Regions from separate parts of the Homo sapiens genome. Here region 1 is linked to region 2. The links are chromatin contacts, found by Hi-C in ENCODE. All regions are on one chromosome and are shown on one strand. Each heading gives the region's core, a stretch centred on a gene start or an enhancer-like site at or near the end of the contact. The rest is flanking DNA. Distances are from core to core; before and after follow the strand shown. Region 1 overlaps MACROD2 (mono-ADP ribosylhydrolase 2). Region 2 overlaps MACROD2 (mono-ADP ribosylhydrolase 2).

What was found. Hi-C counts contacts between places; a loop is a spot of excess contacts on that map. Pooled maps may share reads with other maps.
Region 1: a loop to region 2 is called in a pooled map, with 8 times the contacts of the local background. The contact joins two enhancer-like sites. A Hi-C loop is called at or near these places in 5 of 37 single-sample maps with no recorded cell type and 3 of 50 pooled maps.

The regions. Positions count from the first base shown.
Region 1 is chr20:15,316,328-15,319,321 of GRCh38, forward strand. The region is part of intron 6 of MACROD2 (mono-ADP ribosylhydrolase 2); the gene reads left to right. Among named protein-coding and RNA genes, the nearest start is that of MACROD2-AS1, 390 kb to the left of the region's middle. Within about 2 kb of position 1,389, at least 2 of the 41 ENCODE cell types and tissues checked have a DNase peak (open chromatin) inside an H3K27ac peak, as active enhancers do.
Region 2 is chr20:14,699,484-14,702,388 of GRCh38, forward strand. All of the region lies in intron 5 of MACROD2 (mono-ADP ribosylhydrolase 2), which reads left to right. Among named protein-coding and RNA genes, the nearest start is that of MACROD2-IT1, 150 kb to the left of the region's middle. Within about 2 kb of position 1,253, at least 2 of the 41 ENCODE cell types and tissues checked have a DNase peak (open chromatin) inside an H3K27ac peak, as active enhancers do.

The DNA of each region.
Region 1 (2,994 bases), core at 139-2,638, 620 kb after region 2:
GGGTTCAAAGCAAAAATATGGATAAAGATATTCCATGCAAGTAGTAACCAAAAGAAAGCCAGGGTGGCTCTACTAATATCAGGCAAAATGATCTTTTAGTCAAAAGCTATTAAAAGAGAGAAAGAAGGACATTAAATATTAATAAAAGAGTCTATTCTTTAAGAAGCCATAGCATTTATAAACATATAGGCAACAAACAACAGAGCCAAAAGATATGAAGCAAACACTGATGGACTTCAAGGGAGAAATAGATAGTTCTACAGTAACTATTAGAGATTTAAATATCCCACTTTCAGTAATGGATAGAACACTGAAATGGAGACCAAGAAGGACATAGAGAACTTGAATAGCACCATACACCAACTAGACCTGACAGAGATTTTGAACACTCCATTCCACAACAGCTGAATACACATTCTTCTCAATTTCTTCTGGGCCTGTTTCCAGAATAGACCATACGGTAGGCCACAAAAACAATTTTCAATTAATTTGAAAAGACTGAAATCATGTAAGTGATCTTCTCTGACCACAATGACATGAAGTTAGAAACCAATAACAACAACAACAAAAAATACTGGAAAGTCCACAAATATGTGAAAAATAAAATTAAATAACACACTCTTTAATACCAATAAACCAAAGAAGAAATCACTCTGGTAAATTGCAAAATTCCTAAACATGAATGAAAATAAAAACACACATACACAAACTTACAGGATGCAGAAAAAGCAGTGCTCAGAGGGTGACTTATAGCTGTAAATGCCAACATTAAAAATAAAGATCTCAAATCAATAATCCAATTTTGCACTTTAAGAAAGTAGAAAACAATAAGCAAACTAAGCCCAAGGCTTGTATTAAAAAAGGAAATAATAATTATTAGAGCAGAGATAAATGAAATAGAGGATAGAAAAACATCAGAGTAAACCTGGAGGACCTTGACTAATTCCCCTGACTAAACGAAAATGGTGATATTTCTATAGACCTACAACAAAAATATCATAAGAGAATATTCGAACTATTACAGAACAGAGATAAAATTGACAAGTCTCTAGAAACATACAATGTAGCAAAACTGACTCAAGAAGAAACATTAGTATTAGTGTTCTCCAGTGAAACAGAGCTAAGAAGATATCTATATCTCTGTCCATCCATCTAATCTATCTATCTATCTATCTATCTATCTATCTATCTATCTATCTGTCTATCTATCTCTATCAAGATATTTATTATAAAGAATTGGTTCACTTGATAATGGAGGCTGAAAAGATCCAAGATCTGGAGAACCAAAAAAGTTGAGAATATAAGTTCCAGTCCAATGGCTTTTTGAGTCTGGCAGGCTTCAGACTCAAAAACAACCAGTGTTTCAGTTTGAGTCTAAAGGCAGAAAAATAGCAATGTTTCAGCTAAAGGTAGTCAAGCAGAAGGGTTTCTTTTTATTTAGTTTTTTTTGTACTGTTGAGGTTTTCAGTTAACTGGTTGAAGCCCAAGCACATTAGGGAGGAAGGACAGTCTGCATTACTCAGTCTACTAATTCAAATGTTAATCTCATCCAGAGACACTGTTACAAAAACACCCAGAATGATGTTTGGCCAAATGTCTGGGACCAGTCAAGCTGATACATAAAATTAGCCATCAGAGATATAGTTAATAAAACTAAAAGTTAGATCCTTGAAAAGATCAACAAAATTGTCAAATCTTTAGCAAGACGAAGAAAAAAACAGAAGTTGCACTTAATTGAAATCAGAAGAAAACAGAAGTTGCACTTAACTGAAATCAGAAAAAAATAGAAGTTGCACTTAACTAAAATCAGAAATGAAAGTGGTGACATTTCTATAGACCTTCTACCACGAAAAGATCATAAGAGAATATTTGAACTATTGTATGCTAACAAATTACAAAACATGGATGAAATTGACAATTCTCTAGAAGCATACAAGGTAGCAAAACTGACTCATGAAGAAACAAAATTTGAACAGATTTATATAACAAGAAATTATATCAGTAATTAAACACTTCCCAACAAAGAAAAGCCTAAGACCAGATGGTTTTACTGGTGAATCTACTCAACATTTAAGCAATTAACAGCAATCCTTCTCAAACTTTTCCAAAAAATGGAAGAGGGAACATGTTCTAACTCATTCTATGTGGCCAGCTTATCCTGATACCAAAGCCAGACAAAGACATCACTAGAAATAAGAAAATTATGGACCAAAATCCCTTATGATTATAGATGAAGAAATCCTCAAGAAATACTAGCAAACTCAATTTAATAGCATATTAAAAGGATTATACATTATAACTAAATGGGATTTATCACAGAAATGCCAGAGTCATTCAATAAGATAACAGCAATCAATGTAATACACCATATTAATAGAACAAAGGAAAAAATAATTATCTTAACCAGTGCAGAAAAAGAATTTGACACAATCCAAAACCTTTCATGAGAAAAATACTCAAAAACTAGAAATGGGAGAAACTTTCTCAACATGTTAAAGGACATTTATGAAAACCTGATGATTAATACCATGGTCAATGGTGAAAGACTGAAACCTTTCTCTTTAAAATTAAGAACAAGACAAGGATGTTTGCTTTCAATATTGCTGTTCAACATTGTACTAAAAGTTCCAGACAGAGGATGTAGGCAAGAAAAAATAAGGAGCATTAAAATTGGAAAGGAAGAAGTAAAACTATTTCTAATGGCAGATAACATGATTCTCTATATTAAAAATTCCAAAAATCCACAAAAAGAGAAAACTGCTAGTGTTAGTAAACAAAGTCAGCAAAGTTGCAGGGCACAACATCAATACACACAAATCAGTTGCTTCTATATACCAGTAATTAACAAACTGAAAAGAAAATTAAGAATATACTTTTCTTTAGAATAAGAGCAAAGGAATAATATATGCAGGAATAAATTTAAATAATAAATGAATTGTACACTTAAAACAATAAAACATTGCTGAAAGTAATTCAAGAAGCTATAAATAAATG
Region 2 (2,905 bases), core at 3-2,502:
TGTGTCAGAGCAAGCTGGGCATCTTCCTCTTTGTAGACTGCCAGAGTTCATTGTTATTTGGGACAGAGAAGGAAATAGCATGATAGTCAGGGAGATAATATTAATTTTACAGAAATAGAATCTTATTTTATTACAAGGAAGGCCGTCAGTCTCACAACTTGCACTCTATTTGTGAAGAAATATTCTTAAGCATATATTCCAGTAATATGTAGTTTAATACCTATGTGAAAACTAATTTCTTTTCCTCAAGCATCAACTTTTATCACAGAACTTTAAATCTAGAAGTTTAAAGTTTAAACTTTTTAAATCTAGAAGTTTAAAGTTTAAACTTTTTAAATCTAGAAGTTTAAAGTTTAAACTTTTTAAATCTAGAAGTTTAAAGTTTAAACTTTTTAAATCCAGAAGTTTAAAGTTTAAACTTTTTAAATCTAGAAGTTTAAAGTTTAAACTTTTTAAATCTAGAAGTTTAAAGTTTAAACTTTTTAAATCTAGAAGTTTAAAGTTTAAAGTTTAAATCTAGAAGTTTAAAGTTTAAATCTAGAAGTTTAAAGTTTAAAGTTTAAATCTAGAAGTTTAAAGTTTAAATCTAGAAATTTAAAGTTTAAATCTAGAAGTTTAAAGTTTAAATTTTAAATCTAGAAGTTTAAAGTTTAACTTCTCCTTATATTAAAGGAGCAGTATGAATATTCTTTGAGAGATGAACTTTAACCATATTTTGTGTGTGTGTCTCTGTGTGTAATATATACCTATAGACCATAGTCTGGGGAAAACTCATTTTTCACTTCTTCTTTTCATGCAAGATCTTAGGTGCTGTATTTTGCAACGTGCCGTGTAGCATTACATTTCATGATATTATAAGCTGAGTTTTATAGAACTGTTTCAAAAATTTTCATTATGGACCTTTTATATCATAATTGAGTATCTAGCAAAAGGTAAAAAAAAGTTCCACTTATGAAGCTGAATATCAATCACTCAACTATTCAGTTATGCTTAGGCATAGATGAGTAAGCTTGTTCTTTGACAGTTAAGACATATGGTGGTGTGTGTGTGTGTGTGTGTGTGTGTGTGTGTGTGTAATAGATGTGCCAGATAACTAAAATCTTTGCTTAGTACTTTGAGGGAAAAAGAGATTCGTGATGAGTGCATTTATTTTATTCCATTCTATCCACATTTTGTATAAAATCCATTTAAACAGGGGAACTAAATTGCTTACAGTAGTAAAATGCATTTCCCTCTGTGAATGTTGGTGCCTTTATGATGCATGCTGATTTGGACTCTGACACAGTCATAATCTACATACCAAACATAGGCATTTTGCTTTCAAAACAGAAACTGGCACTGCTAGAGCTGTAGGAGTGAGCTGGCTCACCAGAGTAATCTCTCCTTCTTGGAGAGATTTGGCTTATTGTTGATGGCCTGAAGTCCACTGTCTTGGACCTCAGAGTGGGCTTTCCAGTTTGTAGTAATGGGTTCTGTAGCATGCCAAGACTATAGAGACCCCCGAATTCATCTCTTTTATTTCCCTTCTATGAGGGAATTCCTGTGGTCATAAGGCCTGCAGCTTAACAGATGAGCAGAAAATGTGCTGAAACATTGGTGCTTAAAAATATACAAAATATAAGTGGGAATCAGTGTCTTTAGCTTTATCTTTGCAATGGGCAAAACAGAAATGACTCAAAAGTGATTTCTTTAGTTATGGAGCACTCAGGTTTCTCTTCTGCCTTTTGTATTTCCATATGTCACTGCTATCTATATTCTGTAGATACTCTACCTGTGACATTCTGGGATTATAAATATGTGAGTTGCATGCTTATTCACTTTCTCCCACCTTTTCATTCTATCCTGAGTAGTCTAAACTGAAAGCTTTTGAAAGCCTTGCATGTTTTCCACATCAACCCTTGAACATTTATACTTCTAAAAAAGGATGCTGGACTCTCTTGATAACTCTGTCCTTCAAGTTTGCCTCATCGGTGATGCCACTTGACTGAAAGTCCTCTTGGTAATCCAGTAATTAAATCCTTCTAGCTGAGGCCCAAGAGAGATCCCTCTGCTGAATTGCACTGCACAGTAAATGACATTATAATGAGGTTTTAACTTATTAGTTAAATGAATGAATGGAAACTTTGCTGCTGCAATTCATTAGATTTTTACGTTATAAACCAGGACTTGCTGCTGCAGATGAGAGTCCGTGCAATTTTCCCTTCGTATAATTAATTATCATATCAGTGTATTAAAGATAGTTTCACTAAAAGGAGAAATACCCTTGTATAGAAAGTCTAAGACAGTCTAACAAAACATGGTGATCACTTCTGTATGTCCCTGAGCTTGGTGTGATAGGCACTGTTCAGATACTTCTGCAATATTATCAAATTTTAATCCTCAAAACAACCCTCTGTGATAGTTACTGTTATTATTCCTATTATATATGAGGAAAATCAGGCACAGAGAGGTTAAACAACTTTCCTAAGATCTCATAGCTAGTAAGGGTAGAGCAAGGATTCAAACTCAGGCAGTCTCTCTCTATAGCTCTGCACTTATAAATAAGATTTCCTCTCATCCCTAGACATGAACATGAAGATTTGCTTATATATAAATTCATCTTATTGATATGTTTCTTTTGAATTTCTTCCCCTTTTTCTAATGAAAACTGATGATGCTATTTAGAAAGCTTTATTTTTTTTTACCTAAAATGTTTAATCTCAGAAAAGTACTGAGAAAAATAACAGTACTCATGCATTACCCACCAAGAATTTTAAACATATTAACATTTTGCCTCTTTATTTCTACTTTTTGTTTTTAAAATAAAATAACCAGTTATTTCTGACAAATTCTTCTTTTCAGTCTCATTCTTTCCTTCCCCTCTTTCCATTCCTTGTCCAGAGCAACCCACTCTTAAGAGCAGAAT